Regions from separate parts of the Homo sapiens genome. Here all the other regions are linked to region 2. A link is a loop called in an ENCODE intact Hi-C map of the cell type or tissue named here. Cell type or tissue: PC-9. All regions are shown on one strand. Links, peaks and the distances in the headings refer to the core of each region. The heading gives the core; the rest is flanking DNA.

The links. A loop is a pair of places that touch in the nucleus more often than their neighbours do. Peaks named below come from ENCODE experiments on the same cell type or tissue, not always from the same donor. Only the 100,000 strongest peaks of a DNase experiment are listed, where the experiment ranks them.
Region 1: it touches region 2 in a loop (7-fold over the local background); 4 of 110 quality-filtered maps call a loop at or near these places.
Region 3: a loop joins it to region 2, with 5 times the contacts of the local background. A loop is called at or near these places in 6 of 110 quality-filtered maps.

The regions. Positions count from the first base shown.
Region 1 is chr2:233,850,410-233,857,940 of GRCh38, forward strand. HJURP (Holliday junction recognition protein) reads right to left here and starts at 4,126. Exons shown (of 9, transcript NM_018410.5): 1 at 3,975-4,126; 2 at 3,435-3,501; 3 at 2,156-2,211. The coding sequence starts at 4,091. RefSeq lists enhancers at 1-483, 4,008-5,000 and a silencer at 4,068-4,327. In PC-9, for the core only: no CTCF peak of the experiment used is centred there; a DNase peak (open chromatin) is centred at 4,262; H3K4me3 peaks cover 3,128 bases; H3K27ac peaks cover 373 bases.
Region 2 is chr2:235,104,053-235,111,583 of GRCh38, forward strand. No RefSeq gene overlaps it. Among named protein-coding and RNA genes, the nearest start is that of SH3BP4, 160 kb to the left of the region's middle. In PC-9, for the core only: CTCF peaks have their summits at 3,255 (motif pointing left) and 3,459; a DNase peak (open chromatin) is centred at 3,259.
Region 3 is chr2:234,977,313-234,984,843 of GRCh38, forward strand. All of the region lies in intron 1 of SH3BP4 (SH3 domain binding protein 4), which reads left to right. It overlaps LOC105373939 (a long non-coding RNA gene), which reads right to left and starts at 1,466. Exons shown (of 3, transcript XR_924008.1): 1 at 1,375-1,466; 2 at 1,032-1,253; 3 at 1-178. RefSeq lists enhancers at 1-166, 3,026-3,763, 6,148-6,862, 6,593-6,887, 6,863-7,531. In PC-9, for the core only: no CTCF peak of the experiment used is centred there; DNase peaks (open chromatin) are centred at 3,379, 4,199, 5,859 and 6,289; H3K4me3 peaks cover 3,303 bases; H3K27ac peaks cover 5,000 bases.

The DNA of each region.
Region 1 (7,531 bases), core at 1,406-6,405, 1.3 Mb before region 2:
CAGGCCTGCTTCAGCTCTCCAGAGCCTGCTCTATAGCAGGCCCCACGAATAATCCCAGAGCATGGCATCGGTGGGTTCTCAGTAATGAAATTCAAGCATTCAGGATACCAGATTGGCTGAAATATTAATATTTTAGGAACCACCCAGCCTTATAAAAACAGGGCGTGAGAAGGTGGCGAGGCCTATACCGTTAGGGATGGTCCTCAGGTGTCAACTCTGAGGGTTCAGAGGACTTGGGGCTACCCAGGAGCACTACAGGGTAACTGAAGCCCACTTCCAGAATATCAGAACCTTTGCTTCCAGTGAAACCGTCACGTAAGGTGGAGTTTACAGGGTTGTTTTGTGGCTGTGTCTGAGGCAGAACCTGGTTTGAGAATCACAGAGAAGCAGACGATCTACACCAACCCCAAACTATGTGGTAGCTCTGGTAGCTACAAACAGAACCCAGGCATTGTGTTATAACCAACCCAGCACAGGTCAACACCCGGCCTGCCAGGGCCCACAGCCTCCCCCAGCCTCCAGGGCGGCAGGAGCACCAAGTCGTCTGGGAAAAGGTGAAGGCGGATCTGGACACTGTCACCAATAGCAATTACAGTGAAGTCAGAGATGTCCCCGCTGAAATCTCAGGCTACGCCCAGTTTCCTAATCCCAAGAAAGGGTCTGAAGATTCTGGAGACCCAGGTAGGGTTCCTCCTACATTTTAAGCAAAAACCTTAAATAAATCTTTAAATGAAAACTTTTTGCTACCAGGACCATATTAAGCACTGGTCTAATGAGTGGACATCTGTATTATGCATAATTCAAAGAGTATATATACTTTAACCCGATAATCCCACTTCTCAGCATTTATCGAAAAGGGGGACTATCAGTATTGGGAAGAGACAAGGACCGGGATTTTCTCTGAAAACCATTTCTAACAGAGGCTTTATAAATAAAGTTTTATTGGAACACTGCCACGTACACTCATTTACATATTATTTTCGGCCACTTTCCTCCTGCAACACAGAGCTGAGTAGTTACAACAGAGACCATAGAGCCAGCAAAGCCTAAAATATGTATCATCCGGCCCTTTGTGGAAAAAGTGTGCTGACCCTTATTTATTAATAAAGGAAGCCACAAATAGCTAATTGCCTATCAACAGGAGAGCAGTTAAAAAAACATGATTTTTTAAATAATTATATAATTTTATAATTATACAACAGTTGATGAAGAGAAGAGTTTGCCAGATGTATTAACCGGAAAAGTGAGGGAGAAAAAAATGCATTTATAAAGATATGTATTATAGGGAATCACATTGTACTAAAATAGCATTAGTGACCATCTTTGCAGAGAGGAATCAGCTCATTTATGTAGTTGTATGTACTTTTAACATTTTTATGACTAGAATAATTAATCAAGAAGATTTGATTTCAAATTTGCTGTTAATATCGTCACATTGATCTTGATGTTTTTCATTCTTTCATACAGGTTCCTTGACCTGTGACCACAGAGAGGAACCATGTGGCATCTGAGAGGCAGTGATTAACTGAATACCAGATAACCTGGCAAAAGCCACTGTGGCAAAAGGGCTCCTGGATGCCCCCGTAGAAAGGCCAACAGCACCTTCCACTAAAATAACGGGTCTCAGAGCGACAACACCCTCGGATCAACTAGGCAGGGAAGCCAGGGTCTTCCGAAGGTAGAAAAATGCAGAAGGAAAGATGTGTGATCCTCCAGGCTGCACCTCTCCTCATCTCTCTTCCTCCCCTTTCAAAACAGGAAGAGAGACATTCTTCTTCCCTAGAAGGAACTGGATTTGGTATTTTCTGTAAGGACCCAAACAAAGTGAGTGCCTCGCTGGGCTGGCACGTGACCTTGGGGAGGGTTACCCAACTGGCCCAGCCTCTGCACATGTATTATCAGAGCCCCTCAGCCTGTGACACAGGAAACACAGGGTGATGAAAAAGGCCAAATATTACACAGTGACTCCTTGCACTTGACAAGCTACAGAAGAAATGCTTCTAAATCCTTAAAAACAGAAAGAGTATAATCATGAGAAAAAGTGCCCCGTGGTGGCCTCTGCGTAAGCTCAGAGGTTGGGCATACCCACACCTTTATTCATATGAATACTCCTCCACAGCAAGGTTATTTGGCAATAAAATTTGACACTAAATACCTGGATCTCTCCTTCGTTTCTTTCCTTTATTAGTCTTCCACCCCAAATTCTCAATCCTGAAGAAAAGAAACAAAAATGACCATTTACATAATCCTGAACGCTGAACTTCTGCTCAATCTGTGTTCACCAGATGCCAAAGTGACAGGCAAAAAAAAGGTACAATATTAAAACCAAGCCAGGTTTCTGATACCCTGCGATTGTTCCTCTTTGTAAAGTTTCAGGTTTTTAAGGCAAATTCGTCATTCATGGAAATCTCTCCTACCTACTAGAAAACGGCTCATCAAATTACATCATTAGCCCAAAAAGTTAAATGAAAACAAGGAACATATGACAGCGACTGTCCTTAAAATATATAGAGGGCAATCTATATACCATATAGAGGGAGTAAGCACTTTTCGCAGGCAATCTCTACATCCCATATACTGAATGAATGCTTTCTAAGGGCAATCTACATGTTATACAGAGACCAAAGGGTAGCAGACCTGCCACTGGAATATTTTAGTTTCTGCCTGTGTAAACTTTTCACCCAAGATGTGTCTGGATTGGCTATAAAGGCAGAAAGGTAGGATTTCTTTTAACTCAAGGAGCAGATCTTGTGAACCTTCTGTGTCCGTTTAATGCAACATAGAACTTGCTCTGAGGTTTGTTTTCATTAAGTGATACTGAGTTAGTTATAAAGCTATATGGGAGGAATTGACCCCAGCCAGTGCAAAGTGTCACCAGCTATTTACCAAAAAGAATCCACAAGATTTCAGTCCGTTTACATTAACTATTAAACGGAATGCCTTCTCCTCCCTATTCAAGTACTTGGAGCCTCAAGGAAGACAGTTACTACTCCAAGTTAAACAGGGCAAACAATAGTCAATGTGAGTATTCACAGTGCGGGGCGGGGTACTGTTCACAGTTTCATAGGGATTGTACGTGACTGTTACAACACCCACGCCCAGGAGACATTATTGTCATCATCCTTCCCATTTCACAGATGAAGACACTGAGACCAGTCCAGCTAAGCAACTGCCCCACGCTGCCATGGTGGGGAGGTGGCCAGCGGGGATGCCAACCCGGTAAGCCGGAGGCATGTGAGCCAGGAGGCACCTATGTCTCTTCAGGAATTGTTCTAATAAGTAATTCAAGTAATTTACAGGTTTAAGGGCACCAATGTTTTGGTTCCTATTAGTTAGGTGAACAATGTTTACTTCTTAAGAGAGCAGGGACAGCATTTCAACTACTCCATTCACACTCTTCACCCGAATACTCAGAAGGTGGGGAAGACCCTTACCCTGTGGCGTCTCGTAGGTCAGCGTGGCCATTTGCACCACCGGGGTGTCCTCGAAGGGCTGGTTGTACTGCGGAGGAGGAAGGGGCTTCCTGTCAGGTTCCAGGGCCACGAGGGGCCCCAGACCCGGGAGGAGGCGGCGCCAGCCCGTGAGAGGCCGTTAGTCTGGCCTGGGGCGCCCCAAACGCGGTCTCTGCAGCGGAGCCCCCAACTCCGCCTCTCTCGTCCCACTCAGGAGCACCCCCAGCCCCACCAAACCCTCCTCTCTGCACCCGAGCCCCAGGCCTGCTTCCCCACTCCCCGTTCCGGAGGCCCCAGTCTTTCCTCCCCGTCCCCGCACCGAAGCCTTCGGCGCTGCCTCCTTTTTCCCTCTCCGGAGCCCCCAGCTCCGCCTCCACCTTCTCTCCGCATCCAAGCCCCAGTCCCGCTTCCCCAACCCCCGCTCCGAGTCCTCAGAGCCCCTTCCCTTCCCGTCCTACGTCCCCTCCCAGCCTCACTCCGACACGCAGGCCTCCCCTCCCGGCGGACCGGCGGGGGCCGCACCTTCTCTATCAGCCGCTGCATGCGCCTCTGGAAGCGGCGGCGACTGGCCCTGAGCTTCTGCAGCAGCTGGTCGTCTTCCACGTCCTCGCCCTCCATGGCGCGCAGCGTACCCAGCATCGGACCCAGCCAGTACCCAAGCGCCAACCCGGACTGCAGGGCCTCGCGCGCCACAAACTCAAATAGGAGACTCCGCCCTCCCTGCCTTCCTCTCGGTTTTCTATTGGCTAGAGCGGAGAAGCCGGGCACTGATTGGGCCTTTCAAACAAATTTGCGTCCCACCTTCCGGCCAATCCACTCCCGAGTTTCCAGCCACGCCCCAATGTCCGGCGGAAGGGAGGGAGGGTCTCCGGCCGCCACGGCCGGTGGTAGTTGTACAAACAGCTGTGTGCTTATTCATCAGCGGTGCTGTGCGAGATCCGGTGGGATGCGTGTCATCTCCCGCGCTGTGCACCGGAGATAAGTGCGGCCTGGAGATTTCTGCGTGACTTGCTCTGGGTGTCGCCGCTGGGCGAGGTCCGCCTTCCTCACCCCTCCGCCTGGGATCCCGGCGCAGTTTCCAGGGCAGGGGCCTAAGAAAGACAACCCCAAATTACCAACCCAAAAGGAGGCAGGATAGCGAATATTCATCTAGAAGGAAAAAATAAGTCTCAACGAATGACACATTTAAAGATGCTGACAAATGCGATACACATCACAAAATCCAGGAAAATACTTCTATTAACCCAGCTTTTTCCCTATGTATTTCTGATTGCATATTCTGCTTCTTCATTGATATTAATCTTGTAATATTTTCTCCAGAGAGAAGAGCAAGATAAATCAGTCTTTAGTATGGTTGATGGAATTTATGATTGACATCTTAGGAAAGTTTCATTCAGCTTCATCACTTAACCACATTTGTGTGCTTGTGCTGATATGATTACCATAGTATGTGATTGAAAATAAAAGCATTACTGAGCACCAGGAGGTCCCTTAGAGGGGGCTCTTCACCTCCTTTCAGCCTGCACGGCAATTCTATCATGATGTCCTGCGGAAATTTAGGTGGGAGTGGGTGGAGGGTAAGAACTTCAGGGCTCATGTAGTGTGTGTGTCCACAAAACGTGTTGCGTTGTGCTGGACACAGAGATGTGCTGGCCTGATTCCCCTTAAGATGCCACAGCTGCTAGGAGGGCAGTTGGCAGGGGCCTTCAGTTGTCAGCCTATTCTGGGATGATTCAGTTGCAGAGAACTCCCTCACCCAAGGTCCTGCTGCCCCAGGGTGGCCCAGCACCAGTGACTGATCCAGGTGGGAACAGGAAGGCTGTATCATTTCAGTCTGATGGAAGAAAACCCTGGGCCACTTTATCTTCCGAGCTCTCAATTCCACGGAATTGGATGGGGTAACCTACCAATCCTGTTTCTTTCCTTCCCTTCCTCCCTATATAAACATCCTCTCTGAGTCTTCTCCAGTTGCAGGATCTACACATTTAACTTGTACCTTTTCCAATTTTCACAAACAGACCGAGGTGTCTTCCTCCTCCTTCCTTAGGAGTGTTCAGAAACTTAACATGCTCTTCCTTGGACTCTGTGCTTCCCACACATAATTTACTTTTCAAACATCTAACTGGGCCCATTTAGAGACTTGAGACCTTGAATAAGATTTTCTTTTTTCTTTTTGAGTTTTGGATGATTGACTCTTCCATTGTTACCAGATAGAGTTGTCCAGGTTCTTGGTGTGTTGAACAAAGAATTGAACAAAACACACAAAGTAACAAAGGAATGAAGCAACGAAAAACAAAGCAACAGGAGAACGGAGTAAGGAAAGCACAGATTCATTGAAGACAATTCACAGAGTGCGAGCGGACTGGAGCCCGCAGCTCAAGAGCCTCTTCAATTAGGGTTTTTATAAAGCCAAAAGAACTTGGCAACACCCCTGGGTACCCTTTAGAGGCCTCCAATTGGTTACACCCTATGAAGGATTGGCCTGTGACCAATCAGAGCCTAAAGTGGAAACTTGGCCTGCAGTCATTCAGGGGCTGAAGTGGAAACTTCTTTCTTGTTATCACGGGAGTGAAGATGTAGCCTATGTCCTGCCCAATCTTGCTTAAAACTGGCTGCACCTGCTGTTCTCTTGCTTATGCGAACTGGCTGCATCTGCTGTTCCTTTGCTTATGCCTCAACCCTTTGCTACCCCAGTTCCCTATTCTCCTGCCTCACCATGACTCTCTAACAAGCACGATAGTACCAGTTTTCAAAACTGGCGTCTCCCAGGGCTTATTCTCTATTCCTGGGAAACCATTCCAAGATTTCCTTTGCTGGCTTCACTGACAATCCAAGCATCTGCCTCTGTCCTAGGAGTTTGGGGGCAGCTTCAGTGGAAAGATTTCTCAATCTCAAGTTCAAGTCTTTAATTGAAGTCCAAAACATACTTGCTTTAGCCAAACTCCTTCTGAGCCAGCCAAAGTCCATGCATTAACCCTTATTGTTCTGGCCTGGTGGTCTTCCAGTCGTCTCTGACTGGCTTTCCCCATCCCATGGTCTAAAGTGGTGCTCCAGCTAAAGAAAGAAGAACCCTGTATCATGCTTCTCATGTGATGCTGTAGCAGGACAAGCCGCAGACAAAACCCCTCAGACACCGAGTTAAAGAAGGAAGGGCTTTATTCAGCTGGGAGCTTCGGCAAGACTCACGTCTCCAACAACCGAGCTCTCCCGAGTGAGCAATTCCTGTCCCTTTTAAGGGCTCACAACTCTAAGGAGGTCCATGTGAGAGGGTCGTGATCGATTGAGCAAGCAGGGGGTAAGTGACTGGGGGCTGCATGCATCAGTAATTAGAATGGAACAGAACGGGACAGGGATTTTCACAGTGCTTTTCTATACAATGTCTGTAATCTATAGATAACATAACCGAGTAGGTCAGGGGTCGATCTTTAACTACCAGGCCCAGGGTGTGGCGCCAGGCTGTCTGCTTGTGGATTTCATTCCTGCCTTTTAGTTTTTACTTCTTTCTTTAGAGGCAGAAATTGAGCATAAGGCAATATGAGGAGTGGTCTCCTCCCTTAATGCCATTCTCTGTAACACCTCACCCTACCACCCTTGGCAGCCTAACCATATTACTCCAGACCTGCTAAGCAAACTCCTTTGCCACCACTTTCCACTCCCACATAACAGGGAAGGATCACAAGTCAGCTCCTTCCCCAGCAGCAGGTTTCTGGGTGCAGCATCTTGGAATCTCACAGGGTTTCCAGAGATGACGGCGGGTGGCTCCGGCTGCCCCTGCACAGTGCCCTCTACTGGCCGGGCTGGGATTTCCAACCCTCCAAGTGCTGTTTAAATGCCTAGGAAATAGTTCTCTTTAAAGTTATATTACGGCTGCTCTTATAAAATGTGCCTGAATTTTGCTTCAAATAAAAGAGATGGAGACTTATTCTGCATGGAGTTGTCATGTAAATATGTTTCTGTTGGAAAGGTGTGGAAATGTTACCACCAGTCTGTGGTTGGAGAAGCGCAGCTTTTGGCTGGTCCCAGCATTGACACAGAAACTGCTGTGTAACGGTGAGAATGTCAGTCTAAGATAAATTATC
Region 2 (7,531 bases), core at 958-5,957:
AAGAGAGAGCAAAGGGGAAGGTGCTACACACTTTCAAACAGACAGACCTCGTGAGAACTCTATTGCGAGGCAGCACTGGGGGGATGGTGCTGCAACATGAGAAACCATCCCCATGATCCAATCACCTCCCACCAGGCCCCACCTGCAACACTCAGGATCACAATTCAACATGAGATTTGGGTGGGGACACAGAGCCAAACCATACCCGCATCCTAATGTCTATGAAACAATTAAACAACACACACACACACCAGAAGCTGTAATTTTTGTGTAAGTGAACAGCTTCCAACTCAAAATAGCAGTCAGAGTGGGTGGGTAGGTGGTCATTGATATGAGAAATGGATAATTGCCATGCAGTAAAAGGCATTTAAAAAACAAAATTTTTTGTAAAAGGCAAAACATGCTCATGGAGTAAGTATCAGGATACAAAAGAGAAAACAGTGACAAGCAGTCTGCCTGCCCCACTCTTGCCTAGGGACCCTTCCTCCCTCCCCAGAGGCCACTACAACTGATAGACTCTGTTTAGGAGAAAAGACTTGAAAATTGGGGAAAACCTTACAGGCCGAGTTCAACTTGGAAGTGGTATTTTTATCATGTAAAGACAATGAGGTCCATAAAATCTTCCCCCAGCCCACTTGCAGGCAGACTCACACCCCTCCCCCATCAACAAGATGTTCTCACCCTCACCCTTATACCTAGGACCTGTGAATGGGTACCATTCTGTGGCAAAAGGGAATGTGCAAATGAGGTTAAGATTATGGATTTGTGGCCTGGCGCCAGTGGCTCCTGCTTGTAATCCCAACACTTTGGGAGGCCAAGGCGGGAGAGTCATTTGGGGTCAGGAGTTTGAGACCAGCCTGATCAACATGAAGAAACCCCGTCTCTATTAAAATACAAAAAAAATTAGCCAGGCACAGTGGCTGGCACCTGTAGTCCCAGCTACTCAGGAGGCTGAGGCAGGAGAATCGCTTGAACCTGGAAGGCAGAGGTTGCAGTGAACTGAGATTGCGGCACTACACTCCAGCCTGGGAGACAGAGCAAGACTCCGTCTCAAAAGAAAATATATGTGATTTTAAAATAGAGAGATCTTCCTGGCTTATACGGGTGAGCCCAATCTAATCACATGAGCCCTTGTAGGAGACAAAACATAATTTCTTTTCTATCCTTTCCCTTTTTCTGGGTTCTTAGTTGAGACACTCTCCTGAAAACAAAAGTCAAATTAACTAAAGAAAAACAAGCAGACGTTTATTAACACCTGCTGTACCCATCACATGAGAGAGGTCTCAGTTCAAAAGTATTTCTCTCTGAAGGCAGTGGCTTAGAGGCCTTGCGTAAACAGTATTCTAATGAAGAGCCATAAATTCTATACAGTGACAAGATGAAGGTGAGAGCAGCTCTCATCTTTTAAAAGGTGGGAAACTAGAGGAAGATGGTAAAATGCATTCCCAGACTCTTCTGGTGTCTGCTGCTGCCTTCTCTGGGTGGATGACAAGCACTGTCTCCAGGAAGGAGGGACTGAAGTCCTGCCATCAGGTAAGCGGAGGCCAAGGCAGTGTTTCCCTGCGTTTTCAGTGTCTTGAACTAACAGTTCTCAATATTTTGAGGAGAAATATTTTGATTTCCTTTACTCTGAAGAGCACAGAACTTTGTCCAGCTGCAGCCCAAAGCTGTTGCCACAGAGAGAGTTGTAGGATCTGGAGTGTGGGAGGGACGGAGTGGCTGTGGCTGGAGGAGAAGCCACGTGGAAAGTGGAAAGAATACAGGTCACCTCGAGGAGCAAAGACTGGCTCCCAGTGGAGGCCACAGGGAAATGAGACCTCCCTCCACAACTGCGGGGAACCAGACTTGCCCACCAATGAGTCATCCTCAGAGCTGCAGAAAGCAGTGCGGCCCAGCTGACGCCTTGCTTTCGGCCTTGTGACTCCACCCAGATGTCGTCGGACTTCTGACCTGTAGAACCATGAGCTAATAAACAGGTGTTGTGTTAAGCCCTTGACTTTGTGATGATTTGTTGAGCTTGCTGGACGTGCGCTGTGGGGATGCGTGGGTGCACGTCGTCATCCATGGAGGTGTGTGTCGGTGTTGACATCTGCATTGGGTACGCGGAAGAGGGTTCATTTGATTGTGAGTTGTCCCACGGTTAGCCTGTCACTCCAGGAGCGGCTGCAGCCCTGCCTCGCTGGACAGTGGGGATGACAGAGTTTCTGTGACGTTCCTGGGAAGGGGTGAGGACTGGAGGAGTGGGGATTGGTTGGAAGGGTTGGGAGGGTCACCTGCTTGAAGCTGGGTTTGTGGCAAGTGTTGTTTCCAGTGGTTGCTCTTCAGGCTGGAGCTGATTTGGGGAGGGGAAGCTGCGGGAGAGTGAGCGTGGCTCGCTCCCCAGCCAGCCTGGTACCCACGCAAACTGCCGTCCTGCCTGTCCCTGTGGGTTTGCTGCTGCTGTTGCTCTTGTTCTTTTCATGGTTGGCCCCACGTGTGTTCAGCCCTTAACCTGTTAAGGGGATGAGCTTTGGAACTGACACCCCTGGGCCATTTCTCCAAGTCTTTATGCCTTGCTGACCTCATGTGTATAATGGTGTGATAATAATAGGATGTCTTTTATAGGGCTCTGTAAGGACCCAAAAGGCACCTGTTTGTAAAGCACAGAATGTGGAGTGTGTGAGCCCATGCCCTATAAAACGCATTCTTGTCTTGCGCTTCTGTTGGCGGGTGGTCCTCACTGGACCCCCAGAAGCTTTCACATGGTGTGAGGGCCCCATTTGCCTGGCGCTTCCTTGGATCATATGCCCCAAAATAGACACACTTTTGGTCTTCCATGGAACCAAATCCAGCCCTCGCCCTAAAAGCAGCCCCGTCTTCCAATTAAAATGAAGAGTTTTTTTTAAAGTTCTGCCATCAGCATCTCTTCTGAGGAACTCCAGGAGATGGCCTGCACTGGGCCCTGGGATCACATTGCTCGTCTCCAGCCCGACCCCCATCTGTGGGGCTGCCTGAAAGTGGCGTGTCTCTCTTGCAAACTGCTGCTGGACATTTCACGGGGGTGGTGGGCAGCCTCTTAATGGCGAAATCCAGCAGGATTTAAACAAGTTAATGATTTGGATAGTGATCCTCTGCCTTGCCCCACCCTCCCCTGAGAATGCTGCATCTCCCTTTTTCATTTCCGGACTGGGATGGGAAAGTGACCCTGGACCCACGGCTGTCAGGAGCAAAGTCAGAGCCTTTGATTGGAGTCAGAGCCTTTGATTGGAAACCAGGCGCCACCTGCTGACTCCCAAAGCTCACTTCTTTGGTCAGTTTCTGTGCCTGGGACAAGGAGTCTAAGAGCTCCCATCCATCTAGTTCTCAGGCAAAGTTGCACATTGACTCTGCCTTTGACATTGGCAAGAGGAGCCCCTTCCTTTGGCCCCAAGCATTAGAGGGTCAAAATGACTTATTCAAACAGCATGGCCTGTCTACAGGACATTCAGGCATACACAATAGTGGCTAAATTCAGACATCTTTGATATTTTACCAACTTTCTGTCATTTAAAACAACAGCTTTACATATATTGCTCAGGGTCTGAAATTTGTCTCTGGCAAAAGTGACCCTAAACTCTAAATATCTGCTCTGGTCAATAATACTGTGTAGGCCCCAGGGAAATGCTTCTCTGTAGGTCTGTGTCTCGAGACCAAAGGTGACTTTATCCAAAAGCTGTGAGGTTTGTAGATTGCACAACTGCAGCTATCAGAGATGGTCACTGAACTGCGACCATTTTGAAAAAGAAGATACAAACTAATTGACTTGTCAAATTCTTCCTTGCAGAGAGCATGGATGCAACCGATTCTTGCATAACCAAATCCTTTCCCAGGAGTGCTGAAAATCCATTTTCTGTTAGTGATTTCAGAAATATTCATAGATAAATAGAGTACTCGAAGCCCTTGCACCTGGTGTCTCAGGAAGTTTTTTCTTTTTCTTTTTTCTTTTTTTTTTTTTTTGGAGACAAAATCTTGCTCCCTTGCTCAGGCTGGAGTGCAGTGGCATGATCTTGGTGCACTACAACCTCCACTTCCCCGGTTCAAGCGATTCTCCTGCCTGAGCCTCCCAAGTAGCTGAGATTACAGGCACCCACCACCACACCCAGCTAATTTTTGTATTTATAGAAGAAAAATTGCTACTAAATTTTGCCATGTTGGGTCTTGCCATGTTGACCAGGCTGGTCTTGAACTCCCGACCTCAGGTGATCCTCCCACCTCGGCCTCCCAAGGTGCTGGGATTACAGGTGTGAGCCACTGCGCCCAACCAACATTTTTCAATATTAAACAATTTGTGTCACTTATTACATTTTATATGTATAGATCTAGATACAACATATGTGATGCTAAAGCTGATTCTTTTTATTTATCTATGAATCTTGATATTGCTTTAAGGGATGGGAAAAATCATACGAGTGGTAATAATTTAAATGATAAAATTAAAACATTTTGTATTTTATGCCACAATGACAATCTCTTTTGTGCAGCCCTATTACAATGTTTGAATAAGTTATGTAAATTCCTGGTACGTTTCTGCATCACAGTACTTTCCTAAAACTTATCGACAATTCCAATAGCTATAGCTTTAGCGGGTCAAAGTTTCCTCAAAATAAAACTAATAAAAAATGATCTGAGAACCTTAATGATTTCAGAAAGTTTGCTTAATTTGTCATTACTATCAATGGAATGCAAATTATATGAAAATATTGATTCTAACAACGTAATTAGTGTTCTTTGCTAAAATTAAGAAAAGACAAAAATTTATGGATAATATATAACTTATCAATTATGTATGTTGTTACTTACTTATTCAAACAGTGTAGCCTATCCACGGGATATTTAGGCATACACAATGATTATTAAATTCAGATGTCTTGGATTTTTACCAACTTTCTGTCATTTAAAACAACAGCTTTACATATATCGCTCCATTTTTGTTCTTATGAAGGTATGCTTTTCAAGATAGAATGATGAAACATACTTATTCATTCGTTTTATTTGTACCTTTTAAATATCTCTCTACTATATCTGTATCCTATACCTCCCGATACACACACGCGTGCACACACATGCGTGCACACACACATGCACACACACACGTGCACACACATGCACACTACCTGGGTCTCCTTTTGTACCCTTGCCCTAGACACCACAGATGCTAGGAGAAACCTGCTGTTATTGATTTCTTCCAAAGTAAAACTTGCTCAGGTTGGTTCTAACATATGACATTCTGGTTTATAAAAAGTATTGGGGTAAGCATTTAGGCTTATTAAAATGTTACGTTAGGGGCACTGTCTCTAAAAGGGATTGCCTGACTTGGGGACAAGGAGGTTAAAGAAGGCCAGCAAGACACTTTAAAGCTACCAATGTCAAAATAAAGGGGGTTCTGGCCAGGCGCGGTGGCTCACACCTGTAATCCCAGCACTTTGGGAGGCTGAGGCAGGTGAATCACCGGAGGTTAGGAGTTCAAGACCAGCCTGGCCAACATGGTGAAACCCCATCTCTACTGAAAACACAAAAATTAGCCGGGCGTGGTGGCACATGCCTGTAATCCCAGTTACTCGGGAGGCTGAGGCAGAAGAATCACTTGAACCCGAGAGGCAGAGGTTGCAGTGGGCAGAGATCGCACCATTGACTCCAGCCTGGGCAATAAGAGTGAGACTCTGTTTCAAAACAAAAATAAATAAATAAATAAATAAATAAATAAATAAATAGGGGGGTTCAATCAGGGAGGTGTCCTGGAGAGGAGGTCTTGTCTGGGAAGCTGTGAAAAGGGGACATGAGCTTTGTTACAGGAGCCGTTATTGAGTTCAGGAATTCTCAGGTCTGCTTCTGGAAGCTTGCTCCTCTTTTCTGAGCAGTAATGCGGAAATCATAGTTGATTCTGATGCCTGTAGTGCTTCCCACTCCAAGAATACAAAAGAGAGGACTTGGTTCCTGCCCCCAAAGGGCTCTTAGGGGCTGCCTTTGTAGAGAAGCATCACTTCATGAAACAATTTTATTTCAAAATCACTTGTTGCTAACTAGTGTGGTCGTTCCTCAAAAAATTAAAAGCAGAATCACCATAGGATCCAACAATTCTACTTCCGGGCAAAAACATAAAAGAATTAAATGCAAGGTCTTGAACACGTATCTGCAAACTCATGTTCCTAGCAGCATTATTCACAAAAGCCAAACAACGGAGGTTGCAACTGAAGTGTTCATCACTGGATGAATGGATAAACGAACTGTGGTGTATACACACAAGGGAATCATACTCCGTTTTAAAAGGAAGGAAATTCTGACACACACTACAACATGGATGATTGCTGAGGACATTATGCTAAGTGAAATAAGTCAGTCGCAAGAGGACAAACACTGCACAGTTTCTTTTACCGGAGGCACCTTGTGAGATAGTTAATTTTCTGTGTCAATTTAACCGGGCTAAAGGGTGCCCAGATAGCTGGTAAAACATTATTTTGGATGTGTCTCTGAGAGTGTTTCTGGAAGAGGTTAGCACTTGAATCTGTAGACCAATTAAAAAAGAACTGTGCTCACAGGTGTGCGCAGCCATCACCCAAACTGTTGAAGGCCCAAAGAGAACAAAAAGGAGGAAGGATGAGTCTGTTCTCTCTGCTTGAGCTGAAACATCCATCTTTTCCTGCCCTGAGATATTGGAGCTCCTGGTTTTCAGGTTTTCAGACTCAGACTAGGACTTATACAATTGATTCTCCTGGTTCTTAGGTTTTCGGACTCAGACTAGGACTTATACAATTGATTCTCCTGGTTCTGAGGCCTTTGGACTCAGGCTCTATCACACTATAGGCTTTCCTGGTTCTCCAGGTTGCAGACAGCAGACTGTGAGACTTCTTGGCCTCCATAAGCATGTGAGCCAATTCCCATAATAAATTCCTATCTATCTATCTATCTATCTATCTATCTATCTATCTATCTATCTATCATCTATCTATCGTCTACCCTATCCGTTCTGTTTCTTTGGAGACCCTAGCTAATACCTCTAGAATAGTCGAATTCATAGAGAGAGAAAGAATGGTGGTTGTCAGTGGCTGGGAGGAGGAAGGAATAGGGAGTTGTTCGATGGGTGCAGAGTTTCAGTTTTATAAGACGAAGAGCTCTGGGACTGGATGGTGGTAATGGTTGCTCAACAATGAGAACGTACTTAATGCTACTAAACTCTGTGCTTAAAAATGGTTAAAATGGTCCATTTTAATCTTACATGTATTCTACCACAATTTAAAAAACTATTTGCTACTAATTCACACGTTGCTTCCCTCTTTCATGAATCACAAGATGTTTTCTAAGAGGCCTACAGTGATTTCAGGGGCAGAGGGGTGAACAAGAAGAGCCCCCATTCTCTGCCCCAGCAGGCTGTGACCTGGTGAAGAAGACAAGCCCAAACAAGTAATAAGGGGCCCAGGTCTGAAGGTTCAGAATGAAATGACTTTTCTCCAGCATCTAGAAGTCACCTTCAGGAAAGCCCATTTTGAGATTTTGGACTGGTATAATTTATAATCAC
Region 3 (7,531 bases), core at 1,558-6,557, 130 kb before region 2:
GGCAGCTGGGCCCAGGCCTCCCAGTTGGGCCGAGGCCCATCTCTTTTCCCAACAGCACATCCTTTGTTCTCTCCAGCCCAGACGTGTAGAGGTGAGCCACCCTCCTGGCCAGTGAGGAGCTTCTAAACACGGAGGCAGATCAGCTTTTTGCCGAGTGAACTTGAGAACCGGAGCAGAGCTGCAGGGACAATGGTGCATTATTAAACTGCTCTGAAACTCAGAGCCCAGAGCACCCAGCTCTGGGGCGACTGGCAGGTGTTGGACCTGTGGCCGTGGTGCCAGCCCCCACTAATCCCATTAGCGACTTAGGGGTGAGTGGATGGAAAACAGGATGAGAGTGTCTCTCCCCCAAAGAGGGCTGGTTCAAGTATGAATATTCACAGCCACACCGAGGCACCTGCTCCGTAGATGATTTTTTTTTGCTTATGCAGTTAGTGCACAGAGTGAGCCCTGCGCTGGGAAAGACACGCACACGCATATGCACACACATGGGCACACACACACATGCGTGCACACACACGCAGACCCTGAGACCCTGCACTTGAGTTTCTAGTCTTAAGCAAGAAGGGTGTCACCGAGGTTGTGTCCTGCAGCTGCTAGTGGCCAGTCTGTCCCACTTGGATGGTCTGTTTCTATTTTATTTTATTTTTTACTTTTTTTGAGACAGAGTTTGGCTCTTGTTGGCCAGGCTGGAGTGCAGTGGCGCCATCTCTGCTCACTGCAACCTCTGCCTCCTGGGTTTAAGCAATTCTCCTGCCTCAGCCTCCCGAGTAGCTGGGATTACAGGCATGCGCCACCATGCCGGCTAATTTTTGTATTTTTTAGTAGAGAAGGGGTTTCACCATGTTGGCCAGGCTGGAATCGAACTCCCGACCTCAGGTGATCCGCCTGCCTCAGCCTCCCAAAGTGCTGGGATTACAGGCGTGAGCCACCATGCTGGCAGTCTGTTTCTATTTTGGCATTTCCTCACTGCACCTGGAGAAGAGCTTCATTCATTAATTCATCCATTCATTCATTCATTCAACAAGTACCTGACAGCCTGTACAGCAGTGGTGCCAGGTGAGGAGGGTGGGTAAAAATGCAGGGTCCTCCTCACTGCAGTCACTGCGGGACCAGGTACTCTTTTCCTGCGCCCCACACTGCCCCAAGGCCCCACTGGTCATCCGTCCAGCACTCTGTGCTCGCTGACTGGTGCGGTGAACTCTCCGGCTGGGCTCCTTTCCTGCTGCAGGTGCCGCGTCTCTTTCTTAAGCCTGTGTAGAAAGTTCTTTTGTCCGGGTGACATTGGCATGATTGAATCAGTGCCAGAGCCAAACAGGATGTGGTTCTGGGCGACTCCCAACTTCCAGCAAATCCGTGGTTGTTTTCAGTTACCTTAAGAGGGACAACTGAAACAGAGACAAGCACCCCAACAGTAGGGTGCTTCGAGGTCCTGGAGGGGAGCCCTGGCCCTGTGGAGAGAGACCGAGTCGTGCAGCGTCCGTGGCCTGCATTTGAAACTGAAGGGCAAGAGGCTGGTGAGATCCGAGAGTCATGCCGCTGCGTGGAGGAACATGCTGAACCTCTGGAGGAACGGCTCTACCTCCAGGTCAGGCTGGAGGCTTTTGCATTTGGTTTGGCGAGGAGAGACAGCAGGATTTCTGGGTGCCGGACATGCTTCTCGGTCAGAGCTGGTGCGTTTCTTTGCAGGGCAAGGTGGAGGCGGGGATGCCAGGGAGGCATCTGCTGCATTTCTTGAGGTTTCACAGGGTGCAGAGCCCCTGTCCTCACTGTTCTGTGGGGTGCTAAGGGAGCAAGCCATGTGGTCCCTGAACTTTGAGTAGATACAGGTAATATTTGAAAATATTTGGGAATGTTTACACAATCACAAAAACAATGAACACTTGTGTAGCCACTACTCAGGCCAAGAAATGGAACTTAACTTTGAAATTCCCTTTGCCCCTCCCAATCCCAGCTTCCAGCTCCCGATCCTCTCCCCTTCCTGCAAAAATGTGTTTATCAGATAAACCTGAAGCATTTGAGGGAGTCCCTGTCCTGAATTTCGCAGTTGTCATTCTCTGCTGTTTTTTAGTTTTATCACATGGGGTTGTGTTTCTAAGCAACATCGTTTGTTTTTGTTTTTAACTTTTATGTACATGGAATCATGCAGTATCTTTTGTGGCTGGCAGACTCTGAGATGGCCTTCAGTGATCCACACCTCCTGGTGTTCACATCCTGTGAAGTCCCCTCCCTTTGGCGTGAGCCGAGCTAGCAACTTGCTTCTAACCAGTAGGATGCATCCAAGTTGATGCTGTGCCTTCCTCCCGTGATTACATTATGTGGGCTTAGAACTTCTTCCTTGACAACAGATGGTCTCCCCTGCTGGCTGTGGTGGAGCAGGCTGCCATATAGAGAGGCCATGTGGCAAGGAACTGAGGGTGGCCTCCCCCGGCAGCCAGCATGCAGTTGAAGCCTCAGTCCCATGGCCACAAGTAACTGGATGCTACAACAAGCAGATGACCCTGGAGGACCCCTCCCCCAGATGACCCTGGAGGACCCCTCCCCAGTCTAGCCTTGAGATGACACCCCAGCCTGGGCCAAGACTTTGATGGCAGCTCTGTGAGAGGCCCTGAAGAAGAGAGTCTCTTCTTTACCAGTTAAGCCACATCTGGATTCCTAACCTACAGAAACTGTGTGATAATAGAAGTCTGTTGTTTGGGGCGATTTGTTACACAGCATTAGGTAGCTAATACATAGTCTTGCAAGAGTTCGTTTTTTGGCTGAGCATTATGTTCTTGAGGTTCATCTGTGTTGATACCTGTAGTTGTAGTTCATCTGTTTTCATTACTATGTGCCTTTCCCCTGTAAGTAGTCCCCCCCTTATCTGCAGGGGATACAGGGCCCCCAGAAGGTGCCTGAAACTTCAGATAGTACCAAACCCTGTATGTACTATTTATTTTTTCCTATGTATACATGCCTATGAGAAAGTTTAGTTTGTAAATTAGGCACACTGAGAGATGAACAATAATGAATAATAAAATAGAACAATTATAGCACTATATTGTAATAAAAGTTGTGTGAATGTGTTTTCTCCCTGCCAGAATATCTTATTGTACTGTAGCACCTGTTTTGGGACCACAGTTGGCCAGGGGTAACTGAAACCATGGAAACTTGGGGTGAGGGGGGACTGCTGTATGTTAATGCCTTAGCTTAATTATTCTTTCTGCTCCTAAAGGACAATAGGTTGTTTACAGCCTTTGCTATCAAAAACCACACTTGCTGTGAAGGTCTTTGTACATGACTTCCAGCTCAGCGTGCAAATGTTTATCTAGGGAGTGCGGCTGGGCCTTGGCTGCCAGTCCAGCTCCACTTCCCACAGCAGCCTTCAGGTTCGCCCAGGCTCCTCCGCATGCTCCCCTCCCTCAATATTGTCCGCCTTTTTTTCACTTGGGGGGATGGTCTGATGGGTGTGAGATGGTATCTGAGTGTTTTTATGTTCTGCCAGAAGCTAATGTTCACTGACCATTCTGATTTCCTCCCATGCGGAAATCCTTTTTGTGGTTTTTGCCCGTTTTTCTTACTGAATTGTAGGAGTGCTTTTCGTTTTTGTTTTTTTGAGACAGGGTCTCACTGTGTCGCCCAGGCTGGAGTGCAGTGGCGCACAAGCTCTGCCCACTGCAACCTCCGCCTCCTGGGTAGCTGGGATTACAGCCTTGTGCCACCATGCCTGGCTAATTGTAGGAGTGCTTTGAATTTTCTGGAAAATAAGCCTCTCTTAGTTACGAGCATTGCAGACACTGCATCCCGGTTTGTCCCTTGCCCTCATGGGCTTTTAAAATCAAATCAGGCACAATTCTGAATTTTTCTGTCCCGGGAGGATAATTTGCAGAATTACACTTTTGCGGCATTCCTAGTCCTGGCCTGTGTGTCCTGGTCTTTGGGTCATGGACTGGTGCCTGTGGACTCGGCCCCTGTTTATCGCTCTTGCTTGATGCTGCCTTCCTGAGGTGGAGACTGCTGGGCTCTGTTCCCGTCTGTGGCTCCCCCTCTAGTCTGGGAGTGCTTTCCTGTTCAGATAGCTCATTCCAACCTCTTAGTCACTTTGGAGAGCCTCGTTCAGTGAGTCAGCACGGGACCTGGAGCTCGGGGACCCCTCACAGCCAGGCCAGTGCACACTTGGAATCTGCAGTTTGTCTTAGGCCCCTGAAGGTGATTGCTTGACCGCAGAGGAATGCACGGGTCTGGGGAGAATTTGCCCAGCGTGTTTAGAAGGAATGCATTCCTGGAGAAAGTTAAAATTAGAAAAAGCTGCTACATTTCCTGCCATTCAGTCGCAGTTGGCTGGTGTTTGTTTGCACAAGGATTCTTTGGTAACAATCTGCAGTCGGTTTCTGGCGGAATGTGAGGTGAAGTCACGACTGACTTTCGGGATGGAGGTGAGCGGTTTCCACAGGGATCTTTGTTGTGGGAGTGACTGCTTTGTTTTCCGAGTTGTTGCAGAATCATACCGGAGTGGAAAAATATTACCGAAACAATCCCTTGTTGATAGTTAGCAAGAAGATTATTTTATTTATTCTAGAAAACAGCTCTTTAGTGGGAAGCAAATATCGTGGAGCGCATCTCTTTGTAAGCTCGGCTGCCATTTTCCCGTCCCCGCCTCCTTCCTGGGTGGCCACCTCTGATGTCGCCTCCTGAGGCTGGGCTTTTTGGGAAACTCCCTCTGACTGGCACAGGCAGTGGGGTCCAGGTTGAGCAAATACAAATGCAGAATACCCGGGTCCATTTGAATATCCGGGGTAATGTACACTAAAACATTATTAGTTGTGCACCTGAAAATTCGATGTAACCGGCTGTTCTGGGTTTTGTCTAGAGACCTCTCCCGGCCCAGCTACACTTTGAAGCCCGCTCTGTCCTGGTCTCTGGTGGTGCCTGGGCCTCTCCCAGCTGAGCGGGGCATCGCTGGCACCAGGTGGGCTATTGGCACCAGTGGGCACACCTGTGGCTTTGCAGGGTTTTGTCCACTTCTGTGTTGGTGCCCTCCGCCTGCTGGTGCTGGGCTGGGGTCGTGTGCCCACTTTATGGAGGCGGAATGGAGAGGCCGGAGGGTTACCAGCCTGTCCAGTAGTGTGCAGCTCGTAAATGGAACTGTTAGTCTATAGGTCTCAAAGCCCAGCAGCTGGAGGGCACAGGAGAAATTAAACCATCTTCTTCCCTGGGGAGCAAAAAAAGATGGTCAGAAACTCACGCACAGGGAGGAAGTGCTGTGGGGCTGAGAGTCTGGGTGGCAGGTGGGCTATCCCCGAGACCTGGGAACACAGGCTGCGGGGAAGCCTCAGTGTGGGGCTTGAGGGAGAGGCAGTTTTTGCACAGGCAGGGAGGGGACCAAGGAGGCATTCCCTAGTCACAGGGGCAGTGGGCAAATGGGAGGAGGTGGGATATGTATAGGGGAGTTTGAGGGTGGGGCCGCTGACCTGGCTGGAGTGACCAGTGGATGCCATGGAGTCTGTCCACGTGGGGTAGGGCAAACTGCAGAGAACCCCGAAATGGGGCAGGGAAGCCTGGCTCCAAGGGAGGAAGAGGCAGGAAGGAGCAGGCACCCTGTGCTCTTGAGCCGGGGATAATACAATGATGATGAGGCAGTGGGGCTGTAAATTTGGTGGAGAGATGCAGCTGAGACCAGCGGGGAGGTGGTGGATCGGTGGACCTGAGACCAAACTGCCGATTACAGGTGCTTGGGAAGCTTCCTTTTCTGTTCAGGCAGCAGGTGCTATTGATGCAGCTGCTGCTGAGCACTAGTGCAGGCCTAGGGGCTGGGTGGGGATACAGAAGTGAGCAGGACAGGTGGGTTCCTGCCCGCAGGCCATACAGGCCAACTTGCGAAACACCCGGGTGCCAATTACCCAGGGCACTCCACACAGCCCGTTCAAGGTGCTTCTTGTTTTTGTCCCCAGATTTGTGCTTGAGAAGCTCTGAGTTCCCGTCTGTCCACCTGCATTGGCATATGGGTACTCTATAAATCATCCATCCATTCAAACATTGGCTGACTGCACCTGCTATGTTCCAGGTTGTTCCTGGTGAACAGGACAAAGTCCTTGCATTCATGGAGCCTGTTCTGGTGGGAGAAAAAGGAGAGAAGTAAATGACAGATACAAGAATGTCAAGAGCGGTGGACGAGACCAGGGGAGGGAGTGGGCAGCAATGGTGTGCTTGTGTTTTTGATACGGTGTGGTCGGCTGAGTAATCCCTTCCACAAAAAACATATTTCTATCCTAATGCTCAGAACCTGTAGGTGTTACCTTATTTGGCAAAAGGGACTTTGCAGGTGTGATTCATTGAAGGCTCTTGAGATGGTGAGATACCCTGGATTACCCAGATGGACCCTAAATGTTATCACGGGTCTTTTAAGAGGGAAATGGAGATCTTACCACAGCAGGAGGCCCTGGAATGGTGGGAGCAGAGACTGGAGTCCCGAGCTTTGAAGATGGTGGAGGGGCCCTGAGCCAGGAATCCAGGCAGCCACGGGATGCAGGAAAGGGCAGGGCCACAGAAGCAGCTCACCCCCTCGGAGCCTCCAGAAGGCACTGGCCCTGTCGTCAGCCCAGTGGGCCTGGTTTCAGATTTCCAGCCTCCAGAACTGTTGGAGAGTCAATGTGTGTTTTAAGCCACTAAGTTTGTGGTAGTTTGTTACAACATCGATAGGAAAGTCACGCAGGGTTCTGCGGCTTTGAGGGAGTTACGTTTGAGCAGAGCCATCTGAGGTTGGGGCTGGGCTTCCCTGCTGACACGTGGGCTGGGGCCACAGAGCCTGAACCAGGATCCAGGCCTAGCTAAGGGTCAGGAATCCCTGCTCTGGCAGTTGTCCTCAGCCTGGAAGTGACCCACAGGGCATATACACGTGTATGAGTTTTCGTTTGTTTGTTTGTTTGGTGCGGGGCAGGGTCTCATTCTGTCTCCAGGCTGGAGTGCAGTGGTGCAATCATGGCTCACTGCAACCTCGACCTCTGGGCTCAAGTGATCCTCCCACCCCAGCCTCCTGAGTAGCTGGGACTGCAGGCACACATCACCATGCCTGGCTAATTTTTTTTTTTTTAACTTTTTGTAGAGACGAAGTCTTGCTGTATTGCCCGGGCTGGTCTCAAACTCCTGGGCTCAAGCAATCCCCCTGCTTTGGCTGTCCAAGGTGTAGAAATTACAGGCATGAGCCACTAAGCCCTGTCCTTTTCAGTGTAAAAATGTCAGATGAGGAATCAATCCCCTTTGCTGAGTATAAGTGTATCTTATTAACAGAAGAAAATATTTGCTTGGCTTTCTAAATTGGGAATTTCTAACAATCCGTAACAGCCCACTGGCTTTGACCAGAACCGACTGAGTGCTCAGGACCAGAACCGACCGAGTCCTCAGTTACATCACTCAGCTGAGTGCCTGTGTCGTGGACAGAAAACCCAGTGGTCTAGCACCATTTACCATCTGTCCTGGTTTACAACCCCTGAAAGCAGAGCCTGAGACAAGGACTTGGGTGCTGATGTTTTCGGGGAGATGACTGGTCCCAGCA